Regions from separate parts of the Homo sapiens genome. Here region 2 is linked to region 1. A link is an interaction called in ENCODE POLR2A ChIA-PET data of the cell type or tissue named here. Cell type or tissue: IMR-90. All regions are shown on one strand. Links, peaks and the distances in the headings refer to the core of each region. The heading gives the core; the rest is flanking DNA.

The links. Peaks named below come from ENCODE experiments on the same cell type or tissue, not always from the same donor. Only the 100,000 strongest peaks of a DNase experiment are listed, where the experiment ranks them.
Region 2: POLR2A ChIA-PET joins it to region 1 with 16 read pairs; 5 of 35 experiments call an interaction of 5 or more read pairs at or near these places.

Annotation. Positions count from the first base shown.
Region 1 is chr2:234,666,304-234,681,930 of GRCh38, forward strand. No RefSeq gene overlaps it. Among named protein-coding and RNA genes, the nearest start is that of LINC01173, 8.6 kb to the right of the region's middle. In IMR-90, for the core only: no CTCF peak of the experiment used is centred there; DNase peaks (open chromatin) are centred at 8,668 and 11,698; H3K27ac peaks cover 3,034 bases.
Region 2 is chr2:234,762,482-234,778,108 of GRCh38, forward strand. No RefSeq gene overlaps it. Among named protein-coding and RNA genes, the nearest start is that of LINC01173, 88 kb to the left of the region's middle. RefSeq lists enhancers at 2,361-3,560, 9,822-10,323, 10,324-10,823. In IMR-90, for the core only: no CTCF peak of the experiment used is centred there; a DNase peak (open chromatin) is centred at 7,710; H3K27ac peaks cover 2,524 bases.

The DNA.
Region 1 (15,627 bases), core at 4,245-12,244:
TTTAGGAATTCTAGCCATGGAAGGCTGGTGTCAGAGTGACAGATGAGGGAAAGCTGTCATAGGGCCCTGAACACGTCACACCCACTTTATTAGGAAGCCAAGCGACAGTGGAATGAATGTGCACTTGCCATGTGTACCCGGGATCTCAGAAACGGGTCCCACGGTAATGAATGAGCAACATTTATTCTCATGGTAGCCCATTCTCCCCAACCCCCAAAAAGGAGAATCTAAAAAGCTTGTTTTTAGAATTCTTGGTGTTCTGACAATGTATACTACTGAAATTCGGGAGGAAAAACCTAGGCACATTAGGATCTCATATCCAATTGTATCATGGGTTGTCCGGAAGAAGACACCAATAAACAAATCTTCCTTTTAGTCTATTCATAATAGGATTTAGGTTGTTATCTGAACAGAAGGGGTCAGAAATAGGAGAAGATAGGAGAAGTTATTTTGATAAATGGGCAATGGCTTACTTATGAAATCCTGAGCATAGGTCTCCTTCTCCAAGTCGTATTTGGTGTGGGACAGTCCACTTTCCTGCTGTGGAAGACACCGTGGGGTCAATAAAACCACTGGTGATCCTGCAGGCTGAGCAGGTCTCACCTCTTTACTTTAGCTCAGGATTCTAAAGAAGTCTTGGCCAAAGGAGAATACTCCGCTTCACCAGGGAGCAAAACCATTTCCATTGTTGTCCCTTGATCAACAAACCTTAGACAGAATCCAATAGTACCATTTTGCAATGCTGTATTTTAATTGCTGAGAGAGGTAAAAGTCATCAGAAATCTTGCAAATGAGCCCCGATGTTGCTGAAATCAGCATTTTCCAATCTGTATACACAGGTATTTATAATTGTCCAGTGTTTCACTGTATGTCGGCAGAGGCTGATAGTGATTAAGATGGTAGGAAAAAATGTCATAACCATAAAGCTGGAGAAAATTGAAGTGCAATGTGCTCTTCAGACAGCAAATGGAAAAATAAATGGGTCAAGTTCTCATTTTGGCAATTCAGGGGGAAATTTTTTGAAGTAATGAAGGGAACTAGAATTAGATAGGATGAGAAATTGGCTCATGAATTGAAAGGCATCGTCTGTATCCTAAGTAATAAGAAATTCCAGACGTCGGCTAGAGTATTCACCTTGCCCTGATGACATCTCAATAGAGTCTTCAAATGTTTATTGCAAGGGAATGTAAAAATTTTATAGGCAAAACATATTAGCTAACAAAGCACTGGATTATAACAAAAAGGAAAATAGCTTTCATTAAGTCTATATAACGCATCTAGCACTTCCCCACTCATTTTAAGGTGATTGTGTGATTTCATCCTCTCAAGAACTCTGTTGCTGCAAACAACGAATATGAGGCTAAACACTTAAGCTTCTTGTTCAAGCTCACACAGCTGGGAAATGGCACACCTGGGTCCTCAAGCGAGGAACCCTGAACACAGATGCTTTTCCATTTGATCACACCCTTCCCAAGATTCTGAGCTAGGTTCAGCCACAGGCCGGCAGTGTGACCTCCACTCTACTCTGGGTTACCGCACACCTGCAGTGAGGTACACATTGCTAGAAGTAGGATTGGAAGCTGGATAGGCTGTTCCTGCCTCATGGTATTTACCACCTGATAGGGCCTCCAGCAATCAGCAATTCACCATATCCATTAAAAAAACATCAGCGAAGTCATTTAATTTCTTAGCTATCCAATTTCTTCATCTGCAGAGTGAGAAATGTTTAACCTTTCAGTGATTCAGAACTAAGAGCATGCAAAAAAGTCACCTACAAAGGTTTTGAAAAATTGAGTTATCAAGGCCCTACTCCAAACCGGCTTTTGAGTTGAGGCCTAAAACATGTAATTTGGAAACTTCCTTAGACGATTCAATTCAAACCTGTATTGTAAGAACCAATAGAAATGCTGACTCCAAATTCCTTTCTAGGACTCAGGTGCTAGTTTTATCTTTAGGAGATCTTTAAATATCTCTCCGTTATCCAGCATTTATACTTGAACACTGGCAGAAAAAATGCCTACTGACATTGGACTACCAGGTATTGGAGTGACTTCTGAAAAAGAAAAGGATTCGCCATCTTCACACGGGGTTACAAGTTGAAACTTTCCCCTTAGCAGAATACACAGCTAACAAGAGCCTTTCGGCTGGGCGCGGTGGTTCACGCCTGTAATCCCAGCACTTTGGGAGTCTGAGGCAGGCGGATCACGAGGTCAGGAGTTCAAGACCAGCCTGACCAATGAGGTGAACCCTTGTTTCTACTAAAAATACAAAAATTAGCCAGTCATGGTGGCGTGCGCCTGTAATCCCAGCTGCTCAGGAGGCTGAGGCAGGAGAATCGCTTGAATTCAGGAGGCGGAGGTTGCAGTGAACCGAGATCACACCACTGTACTCCAGCCTGGCTGACAGAGCGAGACGCCATCTCAAAAAAAAAAAAAAAAAAAAAAAACGAAAACGGAAACAAAAAACAAAAAACCTTTCATGTCAAGCAAGGAAATGAAGAAATTCCGATGCAAGGTCCCTCCACCAAAGAAATTCAAGTTCCAAACATGCTGCTGGGGAATGGGCTTCTGCCTAGTAGAAAAATCTAGTATTTGGCCCAGGGTGATGGGAAGAAAGGGAAAGCAAGATTAAGAATTTACAGATATCATTGGGCAGGAAGTGAACTTCAGACCGTGCAATCTGGAGTATGAGCAAAACTGAACTGGTTTTTGGAGGGGCAGAGAAGCTACCAAAATCATCCAGATCATATGTATGCAAAACACATCATTTTAGAAAATGTTTGCAAAAGGAGAGAACTTCAAGCCAAAATTACTCTTCCTGAGTTTTCCACAAGTAGCCACAGACTTTGTAATAAGGAAGGAAATTGAACACAATGAACACAGAATTCCATCTACACACAAAAATTCATGGAAAATCACTTCAAAGTAAGGGGAAATGCGATGATGGTAAATTACAATTCAAATTACTACCAGATCAATGTTATTTTTCCTATTAGATTTTATTTTTCCTTCTCTGCTTCTGTAAGCTGAGGCTGTGAGAACAGGGGCTGCCTTGCTTCGATACTTAAGCCAAAGTTGGCCCATGAGATTGTAGAAAGGTTAACCGGCTCTGCAGCAAGAAAAACATAGGAAGGCTATGAATTAATCTATTCACTGTCTTCCCCCTCATTCGTTCCCACATAGCCCCCATTATCTTCCATGAACCTAAACAGCCAGTGCTGTGTCACTACTGGTGGACCTCCCAAGAGCTTCCTCTGTCCCTAAAAGTGGGGCGCCAATTCATACCCAGGAAGAGCAACCACAGCTTCCACCCTCTCCCTACATAAAAATTATAGCCATTCCAGGGATACTGCTGAGCATGGACTAGCAAGACCCAAACTGGGGGACATGGTGTACCAGAAAACCTGGGAGCACACCTTGGACCCAGTCCAAGAGGCGCAGAGGCAATATCCCAATGGAAGCCACCAAGAGGCAAACCAGGAAAACAGGAGCTAACATCAGGAATCTGCCAGGCAGAACAACCAACAGGGGGCAGTGACTCCAAATTGACTATAGGAGGTGCTGGCCTGATTCCGGGAGACAGCAGGACCCTCAACCTCTTGGGTGTATATGCTTCCAAGAAGATGAATGTGTGTGTCTCTATGGGCACCACTGGGCCTCCAGTGCATTCCATATGGGACCCTACCTCTTTCTGGCACCTGTAGTCAAGCTGCCCTTTCCTATGGGGACCTAAGGGTAAGCCTCATATCAGGCCCTTCTGAAAAGTCCCCAGCACCTATGTTGGAACTTCACCATTATACTTCCCTTTGAATCTGTGCTATTTTGCAAAGTAAAAAATACCTCTTCTTTGCCATGAGTTGGGCTATGTCTTAACTCCCTTGTAAGATGATAAAATCCTTGAAGGAAATTGCTTTTGTCTTACTCATCTTTTTCTTAATCACCCTCCCCACTATGTATTGAATGCACACGATTGCCTTAAGTGGAATCCAGGGACTTTCCCTCGGTCGCTGAAAGTGTGGTTCCAACAAGCAGCAAAACACCCTCAACTCAGACTCCAGCTCCTTAGGGCCTAGAAGGATTCCAGGTAAAATATTGCCTTGCTTTTTAAGTCAGGCAGTAGAAAGGGTCCAGGCTCCACACTCACATAGGAGGTGCCACCCTTCCCTAGAGCATCGATTTTTTGCTCATGCTTTACATAGACATCATTTTTATTATTAAACAGATATAAATACATTATAGAAAACAAAATTCTACATATTTCTTATACAAAACATGAGTCCTCACATGACTGTCAATATCTCAATGTACCCTGCTCTGCCATTAAGACAACTCACTGCAATATGTAATCCTCAACATAGAAGCATGAACAGAAACGTGACCTTGTTTTACCATTGCCAGACCTAGGCTTTACATGATGCTGCTTAAATGAGACACACGGCTACCCCTGGGCTTAGCAAACCAGAAGCCCAGAGGGGAATCTCTCGGAAGAATAAGTACATGAATCTATATGAAAGCCTTCCTAATCCACGGTGCTCAGTCACAGGAAGGCTTCAGTAGGTGTCACTGCAATGGCGTGGTCACCTCTTTGCTACATGGAGTGGGCTGCTGCCAGGCTGGGCTCAGCTGCGTCCCCCTGGGGTCTCCCTTTTTGACATCTTGTGTTTGGTCTTTGCAGGGAACTGATTCCCTCGCTCTTTGTCGCAAGCTGCAAAGCCAGCACTCAGCTCTGAGATGAAGGCAGGATAAGCAGCAGGACCTCCCCGGTAGTGAGCAGATGGATTAGGACTAATTTTGCAAAGGTGAGGGGGGAAGGTTGCCATGGGATCCTAGCTCTGAAGAATGGCAAGCAGATGTGGGGAGTGCGGGGGTTGGGGGAGGCAGTGGGAATCCTATCCAACTCAGTGTGCTTTCCAATTAGGAGCCTTTCAAGTTAAGGCCTCCTTCAGGTCACCTTCAGCCACTTCTTGAAGGTTAAACAAGTCTTGCTTCTAGTGTGCATTATGCAAAGTGGGTAACAATTACTTGTTGTTTATTAACATCATATATTTTATGGTCAGACTTGACCCTGCCAAGCCCCCAACAGACCCGCCACTGGGAGAGGAGTCCCCGGCAGGCAGGGCCCAGTCACCCCCAGCTCAGCTCCAGACTCTCTGCCACAGACTGCTACATCCTGAATTTTCTTATAAGATTCTCTTTAAAAGGAGATTCCACCACTAAGATGTTGAAAGCATGGGTTTGACATGATGAAGCCTGCATTCAGAATCCACACCCCTGTATTGTCTCTGCCCTAACTCCACGAGCTCACATCAGCTTGGCCTTTCAGGTTGCATGTCCTTCCCTCTATGTCCCTTGTCTGGGGACCTGAGAAACCTCAGGTGAAAACTTGGCAGAGGCTGGTGCTTCTGATGGTATCTTGAAGGTTAAGTGCAAATCCTGAAGCATCAGTTTCCTCCCTGCCCCTTGCAGAGCACTGATAACCAAACCCACATGAGAAAGATGCAGAGGCCTGGTGCCCGGTATGGGCTCACTGCCTATCAGGCTCTACCTCTGCCTCCCAGCACAAACAGTGAAGCTCTGTGGAAGACTGGTGACATCATTCTTATCAAAAAACTTGAGGGCTGAAGACTTTGGGAAACTGAACAGCCTTTCACTCCTGCCCTGCCTAAGCCCAGCCTGCCCATCTGATGTGCATGGCCCAGTGCCCTGAAAGTCAGCAGTCAGGACTGCAGCGAGGAAAGTGAAGTGGGCGATGGGCTCCCCTAACCCCAGTTGGGTCTTTGAGCTCTGAAACCCTTGAACCTGAGAGATTGTCACTAGGTAGGGTTTTGGTTTGGAGCAGAAAAAAACAATGGCTGCTGCATTCACCATTTGAAATTGGTGTCGACGGATGCTCTACCATCTCTGAAATGAGAATTGTGTTCTTGTCATCAATGCAGTGCGCACCCAGCTGATTTTTTTAGGAACTAGGTATTTATAAAGAAGCAAGACTGATCACCAGACATGTAACTAGGAGCCTCAGAGAATCACTGGTTTTAATTATTGGAAATATTATATTTGGGTCCTATAGGATATGACCTGGAGGATCCATGAAGATCCCTTTGGTTACAACAAACAGAAATTTCAGGTCATACTAGTTGGAGCAAAAGGGGGTGCTCATGAAAAGGAAATTGAGTTTTCTCATATAATGAGATAAAGATGGGCATCAGGAACACCTGTAACTAGGCAAGAGCCTGACCATAGGAGCTCTGCTTCCCCTCCAATCTCCATTGTGCTCTGAGTATCAGCTCCCTTCCCTCTCCGCAAGGTGAGTGTCCTCAGCAGGCCCTGGGACTCATACGTCCTGGCTTCCACCACCGAAGAGCAATGGGCTCTTTTCCATGTGCATTTCAAAACATTCCTGGAGAAAAAAACTCACGTGGCCAGGCTTGGGACAGGACATCCCTGGCCCAGACAATCAAGGCCAAGCACAAACGCCTTATTCACAAGGGGAGAGCCACCCCTAGGGAAGGGTATGGGGTCTGGGCTGACCACACAAGAGGGTCTCAGCCCTTAGGCCTGACCTTTATGTGCTAAAGCAGAGACTGGAAAACCACAGCTGAATCTGGTTGACTGCTTGTTTTTGTAAATGAAATTTTATTGGCACACAGCCACACCCAGCTGCCTTCCTACAATGGCAGAGTTGAGTAGCCATGACAGAAACCCTATGGCCAGCAGAGCCTAAACGTTTACTATCTGACCCTTCGGAGGAAAAGTTTGCTGACCGTGTGCTAAAGGGTAAGACATTTTAGGAGAGAGCTCAACAGTGGTCCCCAGGTCTGGAACCAGCTCATAAGGAAACAGCCATCCTCCTGTCCCAGGATTTATGCTGTTTAGATGCATTCTAATAAGTAATAAAATGGAAATGTTGTGACTTGGGGTTGAACTTTGTGGACTTGGAGCCAGTGCTGTGATTTTCTTGTGTATTCTGGATCTTTGGATCTTCAGGGAAGTGAGATGTGGGAAAGATTTGGTATTGAAATAACTTAGCTTTTGAGGCTCTCAAGGAAATATGCCAGTTCCAGTGATGTCATAAGAAACACGGAGGTTACAGAGTGAAATGCATTTACAACTATTTGATGACTTTTTACGGGGGATAATGGGATAGGTTTTATAGAATAGTAGCAAGTCTGCATCCTTTTTACTGAGCAGAATTGTACCACATAACTTGTGCTGCCATGTGCTGAGGGTTACCCTGTGTGACTCTCCCTGGAAGGTCTGTGAGATACTGTGAGGGTACTGGAACAGAGGGGACTCTTTTCCTCCTCCTGCATAGATGTTCATCAGGCAGTCATACTGGCAGGCATGGCCAGCTTGAAAGCTTTCTTCAGAACCATCAAGAGGCATTCACTGATCCCTTATGGATGTGAGGTGTGTTGGTAAGGACTGGAGACACTGCCCCATGAAGGAGTGGATAGATCTCTCCTGAAACATTATTCAGCTCTGCACATAAGCACTGCAGGGAAAGCAACCGTCCTGCTTGATCCAGCCCCCAGGTATGAAGTCCACTGGCCTCTCAGAGAGAAAGAACCAGGAGGAAGGGATGGTTGGCTTGAGCCTCTCTCTCCCCTCTTCTCTCTGTCAGCACCCTACCCCCACTACACAGTTGGCACATGGAGAGGTAGGTGAAATGAACAAACCCATCTGCCAGATCATAGCCCCAAGGTCAGTAAGTTAAAGGTCAAGCAGAGAGTATGGAGTCTCTCTCCTTAAGAGGCTTTCCTTTGAGTAGATTGGCTGGATTCCCAGACTCTCTCTCTACTGGGCTGTTCTAAGCTCCCTCTGTCTTCTCCTCATGTAGCTGAGGTTAGAGGTTCATATGAGAACTTTCCTGGCCTTTGAGTGTCCTGAGACAGACACCCAGGACCAACTTTGTGTTGGCCTCAGGGTGAAATTGCCTCTATGACTTCATCTTTAGGATCAAAATTGGTTCATCATGTGCTCCAACCCTTCTGAGCTGCAGAGACTACACTGGAACTTAGTGCATGGGGCTGGAGCTTCAACAGTGATGTTCCCCTGAAATTGTTCTCTGGGCATGTACCTCTCTTGGAGACCTTAAGGGGAGGAAAGACAAAGTAAGGTTGAAGTTTGGGTCTTTCTGGGTCCACTGGCCCAATATTATCTCATAATCTCATCTCTGTCCCCACAAATACCAATCTAGATCCCTTATCTCAGAGGACAATGCTCTGTCCAAGCCCAGAGTGGAAAAATGCTGAGCCCATCTCACTGTCAACTCTCTAAGCAGGAGGAGGGGAGAGCTGTCCTGGGAAGACTGCTCTAAAGCTGTACCAGGCATCGCCTTTTGGAAGCTCTAAGATTTTGTCATAAAAAGCAATATGGAAGAGAGGATTTCATTAAGACAAAAAGACAAAGCCAAAATATATTCCAAGCTCACATTCAAAAAAAAAAAAAAAAAAAAAAAACCGTAAGACTCCTTTTGAGAAGCTTTATAGGAGCTTTTCATGTCATTGAGCTCTTCTAATCTAGATACTAAATTGCTTTCTGTTCACTCATCATTCTTAGCATTCCTCATGAGGACAAACATAAAATAAAACAAAACAAAGCAAAACCAACAGCTAAACATGGCTAGGAAGCCAGTCAAACAGTCACACCACACAAGGCAGCATTCATGCCCCCACACATCAGGGAAGATACACTGAGAATCATTGCTCAGTTGTTCCCTGGGAGATACAGATACCAGTGGGCTGGGGGAGATCCCTGAACACCGGTGAGACCTTGACCCCAGCCGGTGCCCAGGCTCTTGACATCCTCACGAGAAGGAATTCAAGTATGAGTCAGAAAATAGTGCAAGTATGGAGATTTATCACAAAGGGAAAAGTACAAACTCTAAAAAGGGAGGTGTGGGTGTACTTCAGAGTTAAGTAGATGGAGTTTGGGGCTGCTACCTTTATGGATTTCTTTAATCAAGGGGTGGAATATTCATGAAAGTTCTTGGAAAAAGGTGAAGAGTTCTTGGAAAAAGGTGAAGATTTCTTGGAACTGTGGTGCCATCCATTTTTTACATCAAATATGGGTGTTCTCAGAACCATCATGGTGCTGGTGGGTGTGTGGTTAGTATGTTAATGAGCACATAATGAGGTCCTAGGAGAAACCTAGGTCAAATCCAGTGCCATGTTGGTTCCAGTCATTCTCATCCAGCTTGGTCCACACCCTGGTTTTTCAGGGTCTTATCAGCCCATGGGCTGTAGTCATGTGAAACTCCTGCCTGAAATGTTTTATTCTCTTGTGACCAACCTATATTATTCCTGTCTCAAAACAATGACCTCAGAATAACACCTGAGTTATAGGATAGAATATGACCCACCCTGAGGTCTCAGGGTGATCTACTGTGAACACCAGAGTCCTCCTGAATGAGTTAGTGGATGTTGGGACAATTTTAAAGAAGAAAGCAGTACAATGCTTTCTTTGCACAGCCTCCCAGCACTGACCACTTATTGTTTCATCACAGGGCCAGGTTGTAGGCGAACCCTCACATTATTTATATTTCCTCTACAAAAAAGAGTGCCAGCAACCTGAGATTGCATTCATTAATCTAAGCAGGTAAAAGCCAGCAGGACTGCAGCTGGAAATGGTTTCAGGAAAATGAAGCAGAGATTGTCTTCCTTCAATATCTTATGGTAGGATGATCACCCAGCCTCTATCAGTCCTCAAAACAGGGACAAATGACACCTATTACTTTCCTGATAAAGTTTTGATGTGTGTACTCATGGGTAAAAAGCTAGGTAAATGACTAGGAAGACCATCTTCCAGTCCCCAAATAAAATAAGACTAAATAACAGAGAAGTTCAATCTCCTTCAGGGAGATTGGCAAAAAGGATGGAGTTGTCAAAACAAAGAGGGGCCACTGCTTTTTCTATTGCCATCATTTTAGTGCCTTTGCACCGTCTAAACTTGTATTTGCTCACCACCGAGGTTGAAGTTGGGATAAAAGTGGGGGGGAAGGGAAGGCAAACATTTGCTTGAGTAAGAGATCATTGTTTCCATAGCTGTTTGCTATGTTTTCTTCCTGAGCCAAACACCACACACCTGTCTCCTAAAGAAAAGACAGAGCCTGTTTAACCAGCAGCATAAGCAGGTGTTCTCTTGCTGTTCTAAATGGACTGCTTATTCTTGCAAGCAGAAACATGCTGCTCTAAACAAATGCCATCCAGTTGCTTCTAAATCTGTATGTCTGAAACACCTAGGGGAGCTTGCTATAAATATAAATTCCCAGACTGTACCTCCCAAGATTCTAATCCAGTTGGTCTGGGCAGGGGCCTAGGAATCTGAATGTTGAGTAGGCACTTCTGCTCCTCCCTGGGAATGCTGGGAGCTAGGCATAGCAGTTATTCTGCATTCCCATACCTCACGTTAGCATTTTAGAGCGGAAAAAAGGAACTTGGGGATCATCTAACTCAGCCTCTTTGTTTTACACAGAAATAACTTTGAATCTGAAACAAAGAACCTGATTCGACCAGTCAGGGCTGAGAATGGTGGAAAATCTCTGGTCCAGGCTGCCTGCCTCTTGCTGAATTGAGAACTTTGGGATATGTTTCTGTAAAAGGCTAGAAGCAAATAACTTTGGGGGCAGGGGAGTCTTATTAGGAGTCATCTATAGAAAGAAGCCTTTGTTCGGAAAAGATGGCTTTGAAAAAGCAAATGTTAGTGTAAGATGCTATATTAGAGGAAGGGCCCGGGAAAATCCGGCCTGGGGCACAGGGGCACAAGAACCGGTCTTTGTTTGGCCATCTGCAGTCTGCATCTGAGTGCCCAGGGAAGAGGCAGGAACTCAAATGGCTAATAGCTTTTGAACTCCAAATAAAAGGCAAACAAAGCCATTCTTAAACAAAAGGACTGTAGTCTTGAAACAATTCTTAAAGAGAAAGGCCCCGTTGATGTGTATTCCTCCCAAATGGAACTTAATTAGGCCACGCATGTTCATGCACTTTGCAGACACCAGAAAACCCAATCCTTTCTGTATTCCTAGATCCAGGAGGAGCATGGGTAGCTTACAGCTGCCTCAGTAGCACTATATGGATTGTCAGAGATATTGTGTAAATAATTATGGAGTTACCTCTGATAACATGTATGCCCATAATGGAACCACTTCCGGGTACCCTGCACACACCCTTCACCCCAATTCTTATTGAACCACAGGACCCACAGCAGAACAGATGTTGCTGAGAACCCTGGCCATGGGCCTGTCAGGCAGGGATGTGCACATTGTGGGTGTGCTTAGTGTGGATAATGGGGATTCCTGGCAAATTTTAGACCTGGGTAACAGCGAATATAATTATTTCTAAAATTCTGGGTGTTTTGATTTTCATTCCCTTAAAACTTGCATCATGAAATGGGGGCCGTCTGAAGAATTCTCAACAAAAGGAAAATAGGAAGAAGCAGGGCCTCCCTGGGCACTTGCCCCACAGTTTGAGTGATGTGTAGACCCACTGTGATGCATTGAGCTCATCACTTTATTCATTTAGAAATGCCTGCAGTGCACGTATCCATGGGTTTCTAACCACACAGCCCATTAAGCAGAGCTGACAAAATTGAGGCCCTGTGATATTCTTGCAGGTACTGATAGAGCTGGCACAAGGACCCAGGAGACCTCCCACACAGCATCCTTTCTACACCAAGACACAGCCTTGATGACTCATCCTCTGTTGACATGAATTTCCAAATTATTAGCTCTTTCCTGAGTAATCAGTGACATCTCATCTTTCCTGGGTTTGCATGGAGTCTTCTGGAAGATTTGGGGTCAGTCTCTACAGCAGCTGCATCTTAATGTGATCCCCCCATGAGTCAAGCCTTGTGTGACCCTTCCCCTTGAGTGGAACCTGCGACTTGATTCTAGCCAATGGAGTATGTCAGAGGTGATGGGATGCCCCTCACTAAAGGTAATGTTACATGCAAGGTGGTATTCCAACCATGGGGCCATGGACCAGTACCCGTTAGGAACCAGGTTGCACAGCAGCAGGTGAGTGGTGGGTGAGCCAGCGAAGCTTCATCTGTATTTACAGCCGCTCCTCATTGCTCACTTACCACCTGAGCTCCACCACCTGTCAGATTAGCAGCAGCATTAGATTCTCACAGGAGCACAAAACCCATTGGGAACTGCGCATGTGAGGGATCTAGGTTGTGTGCTCCTTATGAGAATCTAATGCCTGATGATCTGTCACTGTCTCCCATCACCCCTAGATGGGACTATCTAGTTGTAGGAAAACAAGCTTAAGGCTCCCACTGATTCTGCATTATGGTGAGTTGCAGAATTATTTCATTATATATTACAATGTAATAATAATAGAACATGCACAATTAATGTAATGTGCTTGAATAATCCTGAGACTGCCCCCCACCCCACCCCTGGTCCATGGAAATATTGTCTTCCATGAAATCAGTCCCTGGTTGCTGCTGTAGGAGATGCTCTCACAGCTGACTGGAGTGAGATTACTTGAAGACATAAGCTGCCATCCTGCAAGAACACCACATGGCAAGGAACTGCAGACAGCCTTTAGGTGCTGAGAACAGCTGCAGCTACAGCCAGCTAGAAAAGAGGACTCAGTGTAGAGCCACAAGGGACTGAATTCTGCCAACAACCACACGAGCTTGGAAGAGGCATGCAGCTTGGCTGATATCTGACCACAACCTTGTAAGAACCTGAGGTCCCAACTAAGCCATGCCCAGTCTGCTGACCCACAGAAGTCGCAAGAGGATAAATGCACAGTTGATTCTCATTATACACCATAGTTATGTTCTGTGAAGTCACCATGAACACCGAATTAGCAAATACCATTGCTGCTATGGGGAATGCAGGGTTAGGTTCCTATGAGTCTCTGGTCACAACATTTTTTGGTCACCCAATCAACACGTAACCTTGTTTTATGTGTGTTTCTATTGACAGGCACCTGATTTAATATATATTGTTGATTCGTTACATTGAACAACTCGTGGCCAACAACGCCACAACTCATGCCTGTGTGAAGCTTCTCTAACACACGGATTTCCTCCAGGAAGCACATCACAGCCTTCTCATGCTTGGGAACACCAGACGGCTCTTCTGTGCTGTGCTTGGGACCATCTTAAACAGTGAAATCACTATCAAAAACACAAATTGGTGACAAACCATGGCACTAAATAGACTGTGAAAAGGACAATTGTTTACAACGTGCGAGCTGGAGCAAGAAGGCAGAGCGTTGCTTTGCTCAACTCAGTGGGATGTGTGCCTTGGGTGACTCAAATGTTTCAAAGCTCTGTGCACATCCACCAGTGAGCATGAAAGCACCTCGGGTATCAATTTTGGGGTTACTAATCGATTTCAGCAGTGGGAGAATTCACAAATACGGAATCTGTAAATGATGAGGATGGGCTGTTTTGTTGTTTTCAGCTGCTGAGTTTGTGATCACTTGTTAGGCAGCCATCGCCAACTAACTCAGTCTCTCACTGCCGTCACTCTGCCTGCCGGCAAACCCCAGCCAAGCTCCCTCTCAGAAATAAAATTCTGTTTCCGGTGAACATGCTGTTTCATACTCTGACTTTCTTTGCCTTCAGTCTTCCTTTGAACGTGACTCCTGTTCTGCACGTATGAGGATGTTAAACAAATACTGTTCTTCTGACACAACCTTTCTGTTACTTGAGTGTTTTATAGTACATTCCTAGAACTCCTATGTATTAGAAAAGCACAAGGAGCTGGAAGGCTTTGCTGCACTTCATAAAAATATGGTCTCTGTAGCAGACACAACTCATTCCCTCAGCCTGGCTTAAACATGAGGTCAAATCTCCTTTATTCCTCATTTTAAATCATCACATGGTTTAAGCTTTTTTCGTATCCCGCAAGATCATTTTTCTTGCTTTTGCAAGAATCCCACTTCCTTTCCCTGATGGATCAAAGAATTCCAGAGCTCACTCACCATGACTCACCCATGCCCCAGCCAAGTTCACAGGGCCGACAGAAAACCAGGAAAGTCGTTCTGTCCTCTGGCCAGCCCAGGCCTTGGCTGCATTGCTGTGGTCATTGACCTGCTGCACAATTTCTCAACCCCAGGGTCACCGGCCACCAGCGACTTTCCTTTCCTCTCTTCTATACCATTACAGAAAATTGGTTGAATATCTCCATGTGACTGAAGCAGGGACTGTCCCCTCTCACATCTGTCCCTCAGTGCAGGCACCCTCGCCCTTTGGACACAATCCTGAATATCAGACCAGCCAGATGTGTCCCACATTCATTGGCAGAATTGAAGCTGAAAGACCCCAGATCCTGCTCTGTACAGCCTGGGCTTAGCGCTGTCTCCAGTAACTGAGCTGAGTAGGTTGACACCTGTGCATAAAGCCATTGCTTCTCCCAAGGCTTGCACAGAAGATTTAGTGGGCAGGTTGCTAGCACCTTCTACTCTCCACTCAACATTGTCTCAGAGACCATCATCTAACTCTCCACATTAGTGCACCCCTCACCCTCCGAATATGGAATCTGCCCCTCCCTCAATCAGTCCTCAAAACCAGCCTGCCCTCAAGACAGGGTAAAAAACCCTCCCGGGTGCATGTACAGATCCTCCTCCTTTTACAACGGGGTTATGTCCTAATAAACCCATTGTAAGTTGAGAATATCATAAGTTGAAAATGCACTCAATACGCCTCGCCTACCCAACATTATAGCTTAGCCTAGCCTAGTTTAAACATGCCTTAGCCAACAGTTGGGCAAAATCATCTCACACAAAGCCTATCTTATAATAAAGTGTTGAATATCTCATGTAATTTATTGACTTCTGTACTAAAAGTCAAAAACAGAATGGTTGTATGGGTAGCATTGCAAAGTTGAAAAATCACAAGTCAAACCATGGTAAGTTGGGACCCTCTGTGTTAAAAAATATTATCACAAAGGAGCTCAGAGTAGGACACAAACATCCTCATGTTGAACTGCACCACTGCAGCACAGAACTTAGATAAATGAAGAGAAAGAACAACACTACGTTTATGACATAGGAAGAAAAATCTGATTGTCCACACACAATGAGCAATGTTTCCCCATCCCAGGGGTTCAGAGTGATTTGTCTATTTCCCCATGTTGCTAGGTTAATCATCATCATCTGCTTCAATGCAGCAAAACAGGAGGAGAATTAATGAACCATTTCACAGCAAGCACTCACCGCGTCTCAGCATAGGCTTACAGAGTAGCCTCAAAAATAAATTACGCAGACCTGCTTTATGCTTGCAGAATGGAGAGAAGAGCTAACAAAGCCATAATTTTCCCTTCTTTTAAGCCTCTGCTCAAAATATATAGTTTTCCACTTTGGTTGATTCCCTTAGGATTTTGTATTGGTGGTGATTGATTTTCTTCTTTTATCGTTATCAATTGACGCTGTGTTCTCAGATCACTGAACATTAGAGATGTTACAATCCCATTTTTAGAAAGCTATAAAAAGTTAAATTTGGAGAATGAGGGACAATACATAAAAAGCATTCTGAAGCATACTAGCACTTTGGCCTATAAAATGAAGATAATTGTAATAATTTATCACATAATTCTGCTTAAGATTTAATTATGTTGTGACTTTGAGATTTCTTCTTTCAGAATTTATAACTGCAATGAATCTTAAAA
Region 2 (15,627 bases), core at 4,057-12,056, 96 kb after region 1:
CATCCTACATTGTGCTTGGGAGCATACAATTTCTATTTTGGTCTTTATCATCTTTACCCAATCTTTTCTCTATTTTTATCCAACTTATATATTCATTATTAAATTTTTAACAATTTCTGGCCAGGCACGGCGGCTCACAGATGTAATCCTAACACTTTGGGAGGCTAAGGCAGGAGGATCATTTGGGGTCAGGAGTTTGAGAGCAGCCTGACCAACATGGTGAAACCCTGTCTCTAGTAAAAATACAAAAAAACTAGCCAGGCATTATGGCGGACACCTGTAGTCCCAGCTATTCGAGAGACTGAGGCAGGAGAATCACTTGAAGCCAGGAGGCAGAGGCTGCAGTGAACTAAGATCGCACCACTGCACTCCAGTCTGGGCGACAGAGCAAGACTCCAACTCAAAAAAAAAAAATTAACAATTTCTCTTTGCTTCTTGCAATATGATCATCAGCTTTAAGGTACTGGTTAATTACTTCAGCTTACTCTTGCCCAGAGAAATGCAACTCTGTTACCAAATCAAGAGTTGATTTACTTCATTGTCATCTTGACTCGTATTAAATAAATTATGTTAACTGGCTCTGAAAAGAATTTAGGCATGCATAGAGAATAGCAGTGTTTTTATTGGCGAGAAAAGAAATCATGACTTTTTTAAAAATACCAGACTAATGATTAAATAAATTAACAGTCCTAGGGTTCCGGAAGTGGCCTAAAGCACGTAGTAGCCCTCCTTAGAGCTCACTGCCTTTGTGTTGTAGTTTGACAGAAGCAAAGTTAAGCCTTGCTCGTCCAGTTCCCATGGAGCATGTCCAATCCCTGAAGAGTGTTCGTGGAAATGCACATCTGCAGCCCCACCCTCCGGGTCTGATTGTGTTGGGCTGGTGGGGCCATAGAAACCACATTTTCCACAAGCACTGCAGTGACTCTGATGCTCAGCCCTCGAAGGAAGTCATTAGCAGGCTCAGCCTGGAGGGAGCCCCACAAGACCTCAGGCTCCAGGAAGCAAGTGTGCCAGGTTGCATGGCCATAGCACAGAGGAGTGTGACCAGGGTGCCACTTTTCTCATCTCTCACCATGCCTTTCAGTTTTGTGCAGCAGAGATATCTTCTCTTGGCCCGACTGTAAACTCCGGCATGCTCTCTCATGTATACATAGTCCCAGTCCAGCAGCCATTATAATTTTCCAGCACAGATGTGGGAATGATGCAGTTTCGAAATGCAAACTTCGAGATAACTCATGTATGAGTTTGCCAGGGTTGCTATATCAAAGCACCACAGATTGCTCAGCTTAAGCAACAGGCATTTGTTTTCTCACAGTTTTAGGAGCCGGAAGTCCATGATCAAGGTGTCAACAGGGTGATTCATTCATTCTGAGGGCTGGGAGGGAGGGTCTCTCGAGGCCTCTCTCGGCTTGCAGAAGGCCCTCTCCTCCTTGTGTCTTCACTATGCCTGCCTGTCTCTATGTTCAAATTTCATCTTTCTGTAAGGACAGTCCTGTTGGATTAGAACTAACTCTAATGACTTCATCTTAACTTGATTATCTTCAAAGACCTTATTTCCAAATAAGGCCACATTCTTGGGCACTGGGGGCTAGACTTTGACACCTTTGGAGGCACCCAATTCAAACCATAACAATTCATTTGATTGAAAAGATCTTTGTAATTTTTTTTTTTTTTTTTTTGAGACGGAGTCTTGCTCTGTCGCCCAGGCTGGAGTGCAGTGGCATGATCTTGGCTCACTGCAACCTCCGCCTCCCAGGTTCAAGTGATTCTCCTGCCTCAGCCTCCTGAGTAGCTGGGATTGCAGGCACGTGCCACCACACCCAGCTAATTTTCACACCAGCTAATTTTTGTATTTTTAATAGAGATGGGGTTTTACCATGTTGGCCAGGCTAGTCTCCAACTCCTGACCTCAAGTGATCCGCCTGCCTCAGCCTCCCAAAGTGCTGGGATTACAGGTATGAGCCACCACCTCGCCCAGCCAGATCTTTGTAATCTTAAGAGTAAGTTACAACCTTTAGGAAATGTGGGCTGGAAGCCATTTAAGGAGGTTTGGTTGAATGGAATGTATTTACAGGATTTTCATGATTGCATTACCCTGCTGTGGTTCCTGCTCAGAAGGCCTCCTGTTAACATGTTTATGATGATCCCCCTTGGTTCACCAGGTGCTGAGTTTAGGAGTACCTTTCATGCAACAAGAAAATATTTTTCCCCTGACACAATATCTTGCAAACACTCTAGGAAATATCAGTATTAAGAAAGCTAATTAACATAGGATATGTAAATCGGCATAAAGTCAACATTTGGCAGGTGAATCCGGTAAGCACCTTTGACACAAAGATAAATTCCCAATCTCCTGAGTGTCTATCTGGATGAAATTCAGGGCCTGGGGCTTGGCTCCTGGTGGATGTGGCTACAAGAAGCTGTCCCTTCCCCAGCCCCTCCCCTGGGCCTCCCTGTCCCCACTCTGGGATCCCCAATTCCTCAGGGACACTGACAGATTCCTGCTGTCTCACAGGGACCCCGGCTGTGGGCTGGCTTTTCCAGGGCATCCGCAGTTGTGCTGGCCTTCCTTCCCTGCTCCTGAGAAGCCTGAAGAGGACCCAAAGGGTATTCACAGCCCCCCACCCAGGGCTGGGGGAGAAGCAGCGGTCAGGAGCAGCCCCGCCGTTCCTAGCTTGAGAGCAGCTGCAGAAGGACTCGGCAGGACCTCTTCTCAGAGATTTCAAAGTGTGCAGGGACTTCAGAATGCATGGTCATCAACTGAATAAGGTTTATTTTACAGCTGAACCCACCTGCTTCCCACCCAGCCTCCTCCACCTGCTGCACTCCTTCCTGATTGAGTGAACAGTGCCCGCTTTGATGGCAGCCCCCAGCTGGAAACAAGGGCACTCTACTGGCCTCCCTCCTCCCCTCACACCCTACAGCCAGTCGGTCATCTCATGTGATGTGCTGGCCCCTCTGACCATCCCCACTGCTGTCCTTGGCCCCTCCCACTGCCCTTATTCACCCTTTATTGACTTCCCGTGATGAATCACGACAGCCTCCTACCTGCACACCCTCCCTGGATAAACCTCCTTCCTTCTTCCAGCAGGATCCAGTCCTCAGATGGAATGTAGGACCCGAGAGGAGGCTCCTGCACTTCCTAGCTGTCAGATCTTGGGTAAGATATTCCAACCCTCTGTGTCCCAGTGGCCTCCCCTGTAAAATGAAGAGGAGGATAACAGTGCCTGCATCACTGGGCTATTGAGAGGATGAAATGAGATAATCTATGTAAACCCCTTCACCTAATGAGTGCTCGCTCAGGTGAAGGTAGCTATGATTACGTCCTTCCCAATGTGCTCCCAAAGTAACATCTCCTCATGTCCATTGCAGTACTTACCATTCACAGAATAATTATTTTGTGTCTTTTCATCACTTAATAGAAGAGAAGCCTTCTGAAGGTAGGGAATCTCTTATTTATGTCTCATGCCCAGAAGTTAGGATGGTGTCTGGAATCTACTAGGTCCTCTATGAATATTTGAAGGAGAGATGTGTGGAAGAATGGATTCATAGAAAGGTGGATGGCTGAATGGTGACTAAATCCAACACCATTCCAGTGTTAGAATCATGTTACAACCCAACATGAAACATTAAGACTTTTTGTCGTATTACTTTAGTGGTAAATGCTCAAATGTAGTTTTGTCCTAAAATTAACCACTGATAAATCTTAGAAAACTAAAAGAGAAAGTTTTGATTTAATTAGTTTTTCCTTTTTTTTTTCTCAGTTCATGTTTCTGTTACAGAGGGGAAGTTTCTGAAAGTTAATAGTAGACATGACAGTAAATATTGACCATGAGGAAATGTTTTCACTCTTAATTATAGAGGATGCTATCTTTCTTTCTGCAATAATAGTGTTCTCAATAAAGAACTTTTAAAAATTATTTATATAAAGGAACATAACTTTTTTTAAAAAAACAGTATTTTGTATTGTGCAAACTGCAATCTTTATATCTCAGCTCTGTCTTTTAATAATAAGGCTTGATGCATGTGTGCAAAATACAGCAAACGCAGTTTCACATCATGGCCAAAACCATCTGAACTACCATCAAACTAATCCAAACAAGGCAAGGAAAGCATTGTCTTTAAGACTTAAATGGTGTAGCCATGTTCCATTTTACAGAAATGCACTTTTAGTCTCTGCAATGGTGAATTTTATGTGATCTTATTGGTTCTGTTTCCCTGGAGAACTCTAATACAATATCTTTTGTAAAATTCTAAATGGGTTTTTTTTTCAAATGCATAAATGATTAAACCTTAATTTGGGGGTGATTCCTATGAGATGAGTAACAATGGGGAAGATCCGCATCAGCATGGCGGGCCCTGACACAGCTTGAGATCACCCCAGTCTTATCTAACCCGCTTCTGTTGACTGTCTACTCCCTGTAGACACAGTACTGGCTTCTAGGTCGCCTGTGAGCAAATCTCATCAAATTCATCTAAATGACCACCAGGCATGAACCAGGATCACATTCTTAAAGGATTGCTGAGGACTTCAGAGTACAGTACTGGGCCTCTAAACACCCACATGCGCCCCCCAAGTGAGGGGAGGATCTTGGCTCTATCAGCTACCACTTCCAGCTCTGCTCCTAGCAGGCGCCATCCATTTGTCTGCCCCTTTGGGAAACTCCTTCCAATCACGTGGTTCCACTGGGAGCTGCTGTCTTCCTCCAGAACCTGACTCCCTGGCCACAGTGGTGGTCTAGGGCTGAAATGCCCACCTGGCTGATCACAGGGCTCCAATCTCTGCTCACAGGTGACTGATCCAAATGTAAGAACCTACACACCATGATTCAAGCCATCTTTTCCCAGGATTTTCTACCAGGAATCAAGGGAAGCCAGTCAGTTCTTCTCGAGTGGCCAAGATGGGCTGATGTGAGCAGCCAGGTCTCCTGCCCTGTGGGGCTGGGAGGAGAGAGAGCAGCCCACTCCGAGGGGCACTGACTAGGAAGAAGGACAGAGCCCAAATTCCACCATTGCCAAGGCCAGCTGGGCTTTCCTCCCTGAGGGGGGTCACAGGAAACACCTGCCCCTTTGCTGGAGCTACTTGGGTTGGGTCTTCATTGGCAGAAACCAAAGAGTCACTCTGATTAGTTCTAAACTACAGGAGCCATTCAGTCTTCTGGGCCTCAGTGTGAACTGGGAATGGCCACACCTCCCTTGAAATCTTAACACTTATGGTGGAGAGTGAGCTGAATGTGTGTGAACTGTGCACACATTACCTTCCCCATGGATCCTATGAAGAGCAGATAAGACTTTATAACCCAGAAAAATAGGAAATGTGTCAGATGTTTACTTATTTTTCTAATCATAATTATGAAAGTTGAGGTTACTTGGGATCCTGTTGTACTAGAATGAGGGATGTGATTGGATGGATTACAAAGCTCATGCATGCACACATAAAACAAACATAAGCAGACAACCCCTTGAGATGGTATATGCATGTCCTAGAATGACTATGACAAAGGACTGTAAAACTGGGTGACTTAAAACAACAGAAATTTGTTCTCTCATGGTTCTTGAGATGGGAAGTCCAAAATCAAGGTGTCATATGGCCAAGCTCCATCTTAAGGTCCTAGGGAGGAATCCTTGCTTGGAGGATCTTAGGCAAGAAATAGCACCTGGTGGCTCCAGGTGTTCCTTGATTTATGGCGGCATCTCTCCAACCTCTGCCTCTGTCCTCACACAGCCTTCTGCCCTCTGTGTCTGTGTCTTCATGGGGTATTTGTGTGTTCGTTCTCTCTCTCTCTCTCTCTGTCTTTTCTTATAAAGACACCCGTCACATTGGAGTAGGCCCACTCCAATCCAGGATGACCTCATCTTAACCAATTACATTTGTAGCATCTCTGTCCCCAAACAAGGTCACATTCTGAGGAACCAGGGTTTGGACTCAGACACATCTTTTGGGGACACAATAAACACACTATGATGGTGCACTCATTTTCCAAACTTCTTAGTGACAAAAAGTAAAGTAGTGGTAAAGTCACCACTGCAGCAAATGTCACCCTGGTCAGGCACCAGAGCACACTGCTCCCTGCTTCAAGCCATGCCCTGGAACATCAGGGGAAAGGATGAGATTGGGGTCATGGAAGTCCTCAGACGGGGCTCCCAGAAGAACCCCAGCAGCCACCACAGAAGGGTTACGCCTGCCTTTGCCTCTGGGGCTCCAAGTGCAGGTCCGCCTGAGACAAGACAACACACTCAGATCTAAAAAATCAGTGGAATCCTCTTGTTCCTCTTAGGTTCATGCAAAGCCAATTCAAGAGTCTGGCCAACTCGTTCCTCTCTGAATGAAGTGAGCTTTGGAACATGACCCACCATTTGAGAGTTAGTCATGGGGTGGTGACTGCCAGACACAATTCTACCCCTCCCTTTCCTTTCTAAAATAACCCCAACCCCTGTTGGTACAGCCGGGTACAGAGACAGCCTGCGAGCCCATCCCAGCCATCACAGCAGCAATCACAGGGTTCAGTCCAGGGCTGGCCATGACCCCCGAGCCGTCACCTTTCCCAGGACAAATGCATGTGTGCTGGTAGCAACAGTTGCTCTCTCCTGCAGTTTCAAGTTGGGAGGCTGTGAAGCTGGGACTCGATTCACCCTCTTCCTCCCCTGAGAAGAAGGTTTGCCCTGGTCTCACTGAGGCCCTGGCCCCTGAGCCTGGTTCTGCAGACCTGCTGGCTCTCCATAGCTCCCATGGCGCTCTGTTTCTACTCCTGAGACTTTCAACCTATTTGTACCTTGGTTCTGATACAACCTCCAGTGTCACTCCTATTGAGACTTGCCCATAGAGCTGGCCCTAGAAGTGGACGCCATCTGCCAAGGACAGTCCCCACTCCAGCCACTACCACCTCCCTCCATCACCTGCCCCACAAATACCTTAGGTGTAATACATTTTAAACTAATTTAACATTAATTAAGGCTAGGCACTGTGCTCATGCCTGTAATCCCGCGCTTTTCAAGGCCAAGGTGGGAGGATTGCTTGAGCCCAGGAGTTTGAAACCAGCCTGTGAAACATAGTAAGACCTCACCTCCACCAAAAAGCAAAAAAATTAGCTGGGCATGGTGGTGCGTGCCTGTAGTACCAGCTACTTGGGAGCCTGAGGCTAGAGGATTGCTTGAGCCCAGGAGGTCGAGGCTGCAGTGAGCTGAGATCACACCACTGTACTCCAGCCTGAGTGATAGTGTGAGATCCTGTCTCTAATAAATAAAATAAATTAACAATAATTTTGCTTATCTCCTTAGAATTCAGTTAGTTAATTGGGTAGGCTATTTTTTTTTTTTAAGTTAAGAGAAGTTCAAATGTGGTTTCTTCTGTTCTCCCACTTTGAAAGCCTCCCAGAACTCTTGTTCTTACAGCTGTCCTCAAATCAGGGAGGCATTTCCCATAGATCCTTTGCTGGATATAAATATTTCAGGCCTCACAGTGGATGCCCGTGTAGCTGTTTGAAAGACTCTTTTAAGAGGATCAGATGCGCTTTCTTATGTTTTAGCTTTTGCTCTCTTTTCCTCCCAATAACCTCTGCCCCTCAGCTCATGCCAAGAAGAGCCTGGGAAGCAGAATGAAGTCACAAAAGGAAAATGTGCAGGAGTTGGGAGGGAGGACCCGCACCCCTTTGCAGGGGGTACTTACTGGCTGGGGGAATTCAGCGCTGATAAAAAGAGATCTGTGCTGGGAGGCTCTTCGCCCAGCTGCCGGCTGGGCTGCCTCTCTCTCCACCTTCCCACAGCCTCCCTGAGGCCCTGGCCAGCTGCAGATGCTCACGGCACAGTCAGGCTTTGTGGAACCAGAAAATTAGTGAGTCAAAGGACCAGAGAATTAGAGCAAGTATGTTAATTGGATATGAGTATAGGCCTCAGTGGACGGCTGCCAAGTCCCCTTTCTCCCTGCGCTCTCCATGCCATCCTTACCAGGAGCCCGGAGCTCCCTGCTGTGAGTGCCGCATTAGCCCAGCTCCTACAGCGCGTGATCCTGCACCAGGCCTTGTGTTTGTATCCACTGTCTCCTACTAACCCCACCTAGCAATCCCACCCATCTCCATTCTGAATATAAGCTAAGTGGCTTGTCTACTTTACCCAGCTAGTGCGAGATGGAGCTGGGATCAAGATCAGGTCTGTCTGCCCCACAGCCTGCACTCTGCTTTCTCCTGGGACAGGCCACCAACTTCACTGCGTTACCTGCTGGTGGTCATCATCCTCTTAGCCTGGAGAGTTCCACTTGGAGATGGGTGTAATTGAAAGCCTCCCAGAACTCTTGTTCTTACAGCTGTCCTGTAAGAGCTGTGGCTGGCCCTGCAATGGAGATGACTGAGTGGTAGGGGGCAGGGGTGGATTTTGCCCCACAGGAGAAATTTGGTAATACCTAGAGACAATTTGGGTTGTCCCAACCTAGGAGTGGGGGGTTGCTCCTGGAATCTAGTGGGTAAAGTTCAGGGCTGTTGGTAAAAATCCTACAATGCACAGGACACCTCTTAAACAAATAATTACTCAGCTACAATGTTTCCATCTTGGTGAGGTTGAGAAACCCTGCCCTACAAAATTCTGCCAGAACAAAGTGCCTACCAGCATCCAAAATTAGCCAAAAACATGGCTAAAAGAGAGCAGGGACAGATCTATTTATTCATTCATCTGACCTGTATTTACCGAGTGCCAGCTAGGAGCCAGGCACTCCTCTTACTGCTGGGGGTTTAATAATGAACCAGACAGACAAGTCCATGCCCCCCACCCCCCAACCGGGGCTGATGTTCTAAGAGGGGTTAGAGTGGAAGGCAGAAATAAAATGAATAACAAGACACTGATAAGGGCCATTCCGAGCATTGCAATGGGGTGGTGTAAGGGGTGGGATGAGATGTCTGATTTTGAGCTGGGGGTCAAAGTGGCCCCCTGCAGAGGTGACATTTAAGCTGAGATCTGAACCACAGGAAGTAGTCAGTCACAGACCAAACAGGAGACAGGGCTTCCTAGAAAGAAGAGAGGGTTACTGCAAAATCTTTAAGATGGGGAGGAGCTTGCTGTATCTAAGGAACAGACAAAAGGCTGAAGTAGGACAGGAGGAAGGTAGGGAGGTGGATGGGACAAGATAAATGGGGCTTCTGTATGCCAGCCAGGGATAAGGGGCTCAGAATTTCAGTTCAGTGCAAGGGAATCGGCTAGAGGGTTGGGACAGGAGAATGATGGGCTCTGATTTGCCTTTTCAAAGAATGCTCACTGCTGTAGGGAGAATGAATTAGACGGCTTTAAGGGTTGAATTGTGTCTTCCCAAAAAAGATAGATTGAAGTTCTAGCCCCCGCAGTACTTCAGAATGTGGCCTTGTTTGGAAATAGGGTCTTTACAGAGATGATCAAGTTATAATGCAGTAATTCAGGTGAGCCCTTATACAATACAACTGGCGTCCTTATGAAGAGGGGAAATTGGGACAGAGACAGACACACATAGAGGGAAAATGATGTGAAAATAATGGCAGAAGCCAAGGTGATGCTCCTCTAAGCCAAAAAACTCCAAAGATTGCCAGCAAACCCCCGAGGCCAGGAGAAGGTCCTAGAACAGATTCTCCCTCATGGCCTCAGAAGGAATCAGCCCTGCTGATGCTCTGACCTCGAACTTCCAGGCTCCAGCACCGAGACAGTAAATGCCTGTGGTTTACTCCACCCAGTTGGCGGTGATTTGTTACAGCAGCCCTGACAAACTAACACAATGAGCCAGAAGCAGCCATATCCGTGTAGGTGGTTACCAGGGTAATCCAGGTGGGAAGGGATGATGGCTCGGACAATATGACACAGTGGGGGACAGAGAAGAGCAGAGCTATGACATGTTTCAGAAACAGGACTCGTTTAGAGAGGGGTGAGGGCAGGACAGGAACTAGGTAAGTTCTGTATTTGGCTTCAGCAAAGGAGAACTGGAAGAGAAACGGGTCCAGGTGGGGGATAAGGGAAGCCTTGGAAATGAAGCAGTGGGTTGGGGCCAATTCCATTTCAGTGCACCCTTGACATCTCCTCTGCTCCACCCCCCACACAGCTGTCAGCAGGCAGCTGGATTTAGTCGATGAACTGGAGATCCAAGGACAGGGCTGGAGAGACAGACTGAGGAGTTCCTCATGATTTATTCTAATGGATCCTCCTTCCCACTTGGAGGTTTTCACCACTAACCGGGCCACTGGCAGGGTGAAGGGTGAAATTGCTGCTACAAAGCAGGCTAGGTCAACCCGAAGATTGGCTTGCATACCACTGAGCTCTTCCTGAAAGTAGCAGCCGACTTCTTTTTCTTCTCTCCTCCTGTCCTCTAGAACCAGGATCCCCAACCCCTGAGCCACAGCCACACACCATGGCCTGTTAGGAACTGGCCGCACAGCAGGGAGGACGGCAGCAGGCTAGAAAGCATTCCCGCCCGCGCTCCACCTCCTGTCAGATCAGCAGCATTTGATTCTTATAGGAGCTTCAATCCTATTGTGAACTGCACACAGGAGGGATCTAGGTTGCACGTTCCTTACGAGAATCTAATGCCCACAGCCCCACTCAACTCACCCCACCTCCCCCAGCCAACATGGAAACATGGAAAAATTGTCTTCCACAGTCCCTGGTGCCAAAAAGATGCTGCTCTAGAATAGCCCAGTGCTGGGCTCTGCTGTCCAGTAATGAACTGGAGAGCAGGAATATTGAGAAGAGGCTGGAGGGGGGCAGAGTAATGGGAAGGACAGGGACAAATGCCCATGCTGAGACTGCATCACGCCCACTCTGCAGTGTAAATGGACTTCTCCCCAGAGGAGAACAGACTGCCCTCCAGGACCTTGGGAGACAAGGGAGCACGGTGACTTGCAGTTTCTGGAAATTTGCAAATGTGCCTGGAAATGCACCTGGCCTGTCTTGGAGAAGCAGCTCCCCTGATCTTTCAGTCACATCTGTCAATGACAGTGGCCAGGTCCCTTCGGTACCACCATCACTTCCACTGCATTGAAGTCCCCACGATATGCCAGATTGCCTGCCCCCTCATGTGACTTTCTGGACTCGAGAGGCAAACTCCCTTATCATGGGGACTAATTTCGTATAGTTAGTGACCTTTTAAGAAAGAAATGGCTCAGCCTTGTCTCTGTAATACAACACTTGTTGAACTCTTCAGGGAAATAGCTAGGTTTTATTCCTGCTTCAAATGCAAGCAGCCAAGGAGCAGAAATGGAAGCAGGAGAGAAAATGAACATTTTCTGACCATCTGCTATGCACAAAGCACTGTGCTCAGAGAAGCTATGTGTATCCTTCATGGAAGCTTCACAGTAATCCTTCCATAAGGGCATCAATTGAGCTATTGAGAACTTAAATTCAGAAAGGCTGAATAACTTGCTCAAGTAACCTAAAGATAAGTGGTGGGGAGGGGAACCCAACTCTGAGGTCATCTTAAATGCCTAGGGCCATGCAACTGCTGCCTGGATGGTTCTAAAGACATGTGACACTGGCCTCACCTGCCAGCAAGTCCTGTTTTGAAAGCTGTGGCTGGTGAACAACTGTGGCCTCTTTTTTGTCACACGATTTAATAGTCACATGATAGTCATGGATGTGCATCTACATGGCCGCCCGCTCTCTGCCATGGTGATCTTAGTGTTAGGATTTGTGTTGGGGCTGCCATGTCTTTGTGACATCATCCCCACCTGCTGCTCTGCTGGGACCAGGCTGCCATGCCCCTCATCCCGCTTTGGCAATATCTAGATTGCAGGCCGTACACAGACTTACATAACCTAACTAACCTTCCTGTTTGCCTTTGGTTGGTGAAGTTCCCTTTTCAGCAGAGTAGAGGATGGTTAACAACACAGATTGTTGTTTAAACTAGCCAACTTTGTAATGTAATCTGAAGGCAAATAGAGGAGAAATAAATGTACTGTCATAGACAAGGTAGAGAAAACTGTCTAGCATATGTGACTGAAATGTAGGCCACTGATCTATGTCTTCCAGGTACAGTTTAGAAGTGTTTGTAAGTCACTCTTGGTTCTGAGCCAACGCAAAATTTTCTCTGACATACTTGCAGTTTTCTCAGTGAATCTCATTGTGAGCTAAGTCTTTATTTTATGTAACAAACACATATTCCCAGATACTGTTCTAAGTGATTTACAAATATTAACTCAGTAGGCCTCATAATAAAGCTAAAAGGTAGGTACAGTAAGGTACGATAAGGAAACAGGGACAGAAAATCATCCAAGTTCATCAGGGCCCAAAACAAGCTCCACTCTGCTGCCCCTAAAATGAAAGAAGGCCAGGCGCGGTGGCTCATGCCTGTAATCCCAGCACTTTGGGAGGCCTAAGTGGGTGGATCATTTGAGATCAGGAGTTCGAGACCAGCCTGGCCAATATGGTGAAACCCCGTCTCTACCAAAAATATAAAAAAATTAGCCGGGCGTGATGGTACACGCCCGTAGTCCCAGCTACTTGGGAGGCTGAGGCAGGTGAATTGCTTGAACCTGGGAGGTAGAGGTTGCAGTGAGCTGAGATCACGCCACTGCTCTCCAGCCTGGGTGACAGAGTGAGACTCCATCTCAAAAAACCAACAATAAAATAAAATAAAATAAGGAGGGAGAAAGGGAGGGGGAAAGAAAGAGAGGAAGAGAAGGGGGAGGAGGGGGAGAAAGAGCAAAAGTCTCTATTTCTTAAGTAAATTTCAGGGAATGATTCTGCAGAGTTCTTCATTATTTTCCCCTTATAATAAATCTTATTCATTTTTCTTTTCTCTCCTTCCACCCTGTCTCTGCATTACTTCACTCCTTAAGCAGAAAAACTCTGCCTTCAGGGCTAACAGTCACCACGTCTTCTGCTTTGGCTCTGAAAAATATTCTATAGCCTATTAATAAACATGTCTCCATTTTTGGATTAAATTATTACTCAAGGCACACAGAACAAATAGAACTGTTTGAGGTTTGGCAAATAGTACCTCTCTCTTAAGATGTTCAAGTGACAAGATCATACCTGATAGATGAAAACAATTAGATACAATGGAGGAACAGCTCCAGTCTACAGCTCCCAGTGTGAGCGACGCAGAAGATGGGTGATTTTTGCATTTCCAACTGAGGTACTGGGTTCATCTCACTGGGGCTTATCAGACAGTGGGTACAGGACAGTGGGTGCAGCCCATGGACCGTTAGCCAAAGCAGGGTGAGGCATCACCTCACCCAGGAAGCGCAAGGGGTCAGGGAATTCCCTTTCCTAGCCAAGGGAAGCCATGACAGATGGCACCTGGAAAATCGGGTCACTCCCACCCTAATACTGTGCTTTTCCAATGGTCTTAGCAAATGACACACCAGGAGATTATATCCCAAGCATGGCTCAGAGGGTCCCACGCCCGCGGATCCTCCCTCATTGCTAGCACAGCAGTCTGAGATCGAACTGCAAGGTGGCATCGAGGCTGGAGGAGGGGGGCCCACCATTGCTGAGGCTTGAGTAGGTAAACAAAGTGGCCTGGAAGCCTGAACTGAGTGGAGCCCACCACAGCTCAAGGAGGCCTGCCTGCCTCTGTAGACTCCACCTCTGAGGGCAGGGCATGGCTGAACAAAAGGCAGCAGAAACTTCTGCAGACTTAAACATCCCTGTCTAATAGCTTTGAAGAGAGTAGTCATTCTCCCAGCATGGAGTTTGAGATCTGAGAATGGACAGACTGCCTCCTCAAGTGGATCCCTGACCCCCAAGTAGCCTAACTGGGAGACACCTCCCAGTAGTGGCCGACTGACACCTCATACAGCCAGGTGCCCTCTGAGACAAAACTTCCAGAGGAATGATCAGACAGCAACATTTGCCGTTCTGCAATATTTGCTGTTCTGCAGCCTCTGCTGATAATACCCAGGCACACAGGGTCTGGAGTGGACCTCCAGCAAACCCCAACAGACCTGCAGCTGAGGGTCCTGACTGTTAGAAGGAAAACTAACAAACAGAAAGGGCATCCACACCAAAACCCCATCTGTACGTCACCATCATCAAAGATCAAAGTTAGATAAAACTTTGATAAAAAAAAAAATGGGGAGAAACCAGAGCAGAAAAGCTGGAGATTCTAAATATCACAGTGCCTCTTCTCCTCAAAAGGAATGCAGCTCCTTGCCAGCAATAGAACAAAGCTAGATGGAGAATGATTTTAACGAGTTGAGAGAAGAAGGCTTCAGACGATTGGTAATAACAACTTTCTCTGAGATAAAGGAGGATGTTCGAACCAATGGCAAAGAAGCTAAAAACCTTGAAAAAAGATTAGACGAATGGCTAACTGGAATAAACAGCATAGAGAAGACCTTAAATGACCTGATGGAGCTGAAAACCGTGGCACAAGAACTACATGATGCATGCACAAGCTTCAGTAGCTGATTTGATCAACTGGAAGAAAGGGTATCAGTGATTGAAGATCAAATGAATGAAATGAAGCAAGAAGAGAAGTTTAGAGAAAAAACAGTAAAAAGAAATGAACCAAGCCTTCAAGAAATATGGGACTATGTGAAAAGACCAAATCTATGTCTGATTGGTGTACCTGAAAGTGACGGGGAGAATGGAACCAAATTGGAAAACACTCTTCAGGATATTATCCAGGAGAACTTCCCCAACCTAGCCAGGCAGGCCAACATTCAAATCCAAGAAATACAGAGAATGCCACAAAGATACTCCTCAAGAAGAGCAACTCCAAAACACATAATTGTCAGATTCACCAAAGTTGAAATGAAGGAAAAAATGTTAAGGGCAGCCAGAGAGAAAGGTCGGGTTACCCACAAAAGGAAGCCCATCAGACTAACAGCGGATCTCTCAGCAGAAACTCTACAAGCCAGAAGAGAGTGGGGGCCAATATTCAACATTCTTAAAGAAAAGAATTTTCAACCCAGAATTTCATATCCAGACAAACTAAGCTTCATATGTGAAGGAGAAATAAAATCCTTTACAGACAAATAAATGCTGAGAGATTTTGTCACCAGTAGGCCTGCCTTACAAGAGCTCCTGAAGGAAGCACTAAATATGGAAAGGAACAACCGGTACCAGCCACTGCAAAAACATGCCAAATTGTAAAGACCATTGATGCTAGGAAGAAACTACATCAACTAACGAGCAAAATAACCAGCTAACATCATAATGACAGGATAAAATTCACACATAACAATATTAACTTTAAATGTGAATGGGCTAAATGCTCCAATTAAAAGACACAGACTGGCAAATTGGATAAAAAGTCAAGACCCATCAGTGTGCTGTATTCAGGACACTGAATACATGTGCAGAGACACATATAGGCTCAAAATAAAGGGATGGAGGAAGATCTACCAAGCAAATGGAAAACAAAAAAAAAGCAGGGGTTGCAATCCTAGTCTCTGATAAAACAGACTTTAAACCAACAAAGATCAGAAGAGACAAGGAAGGCCATTACATTATGGTAAAGGGATCAATTCAACAAGAAGAGCTAACTATCCTAAATATATATGCACCCAATACAGGAGCACCCAGATTCATAAAGCAAGTACTTAGAGACCTACAAAGAGACTTAGACTCCCACACAATAATAATGGGAGACTTTAACACCCCACTGTCAACATTAGACAGATCCACGAGACAGAAATTAACAAGGATATCCAGGCATTGAACTCAGCTCTGCACCAA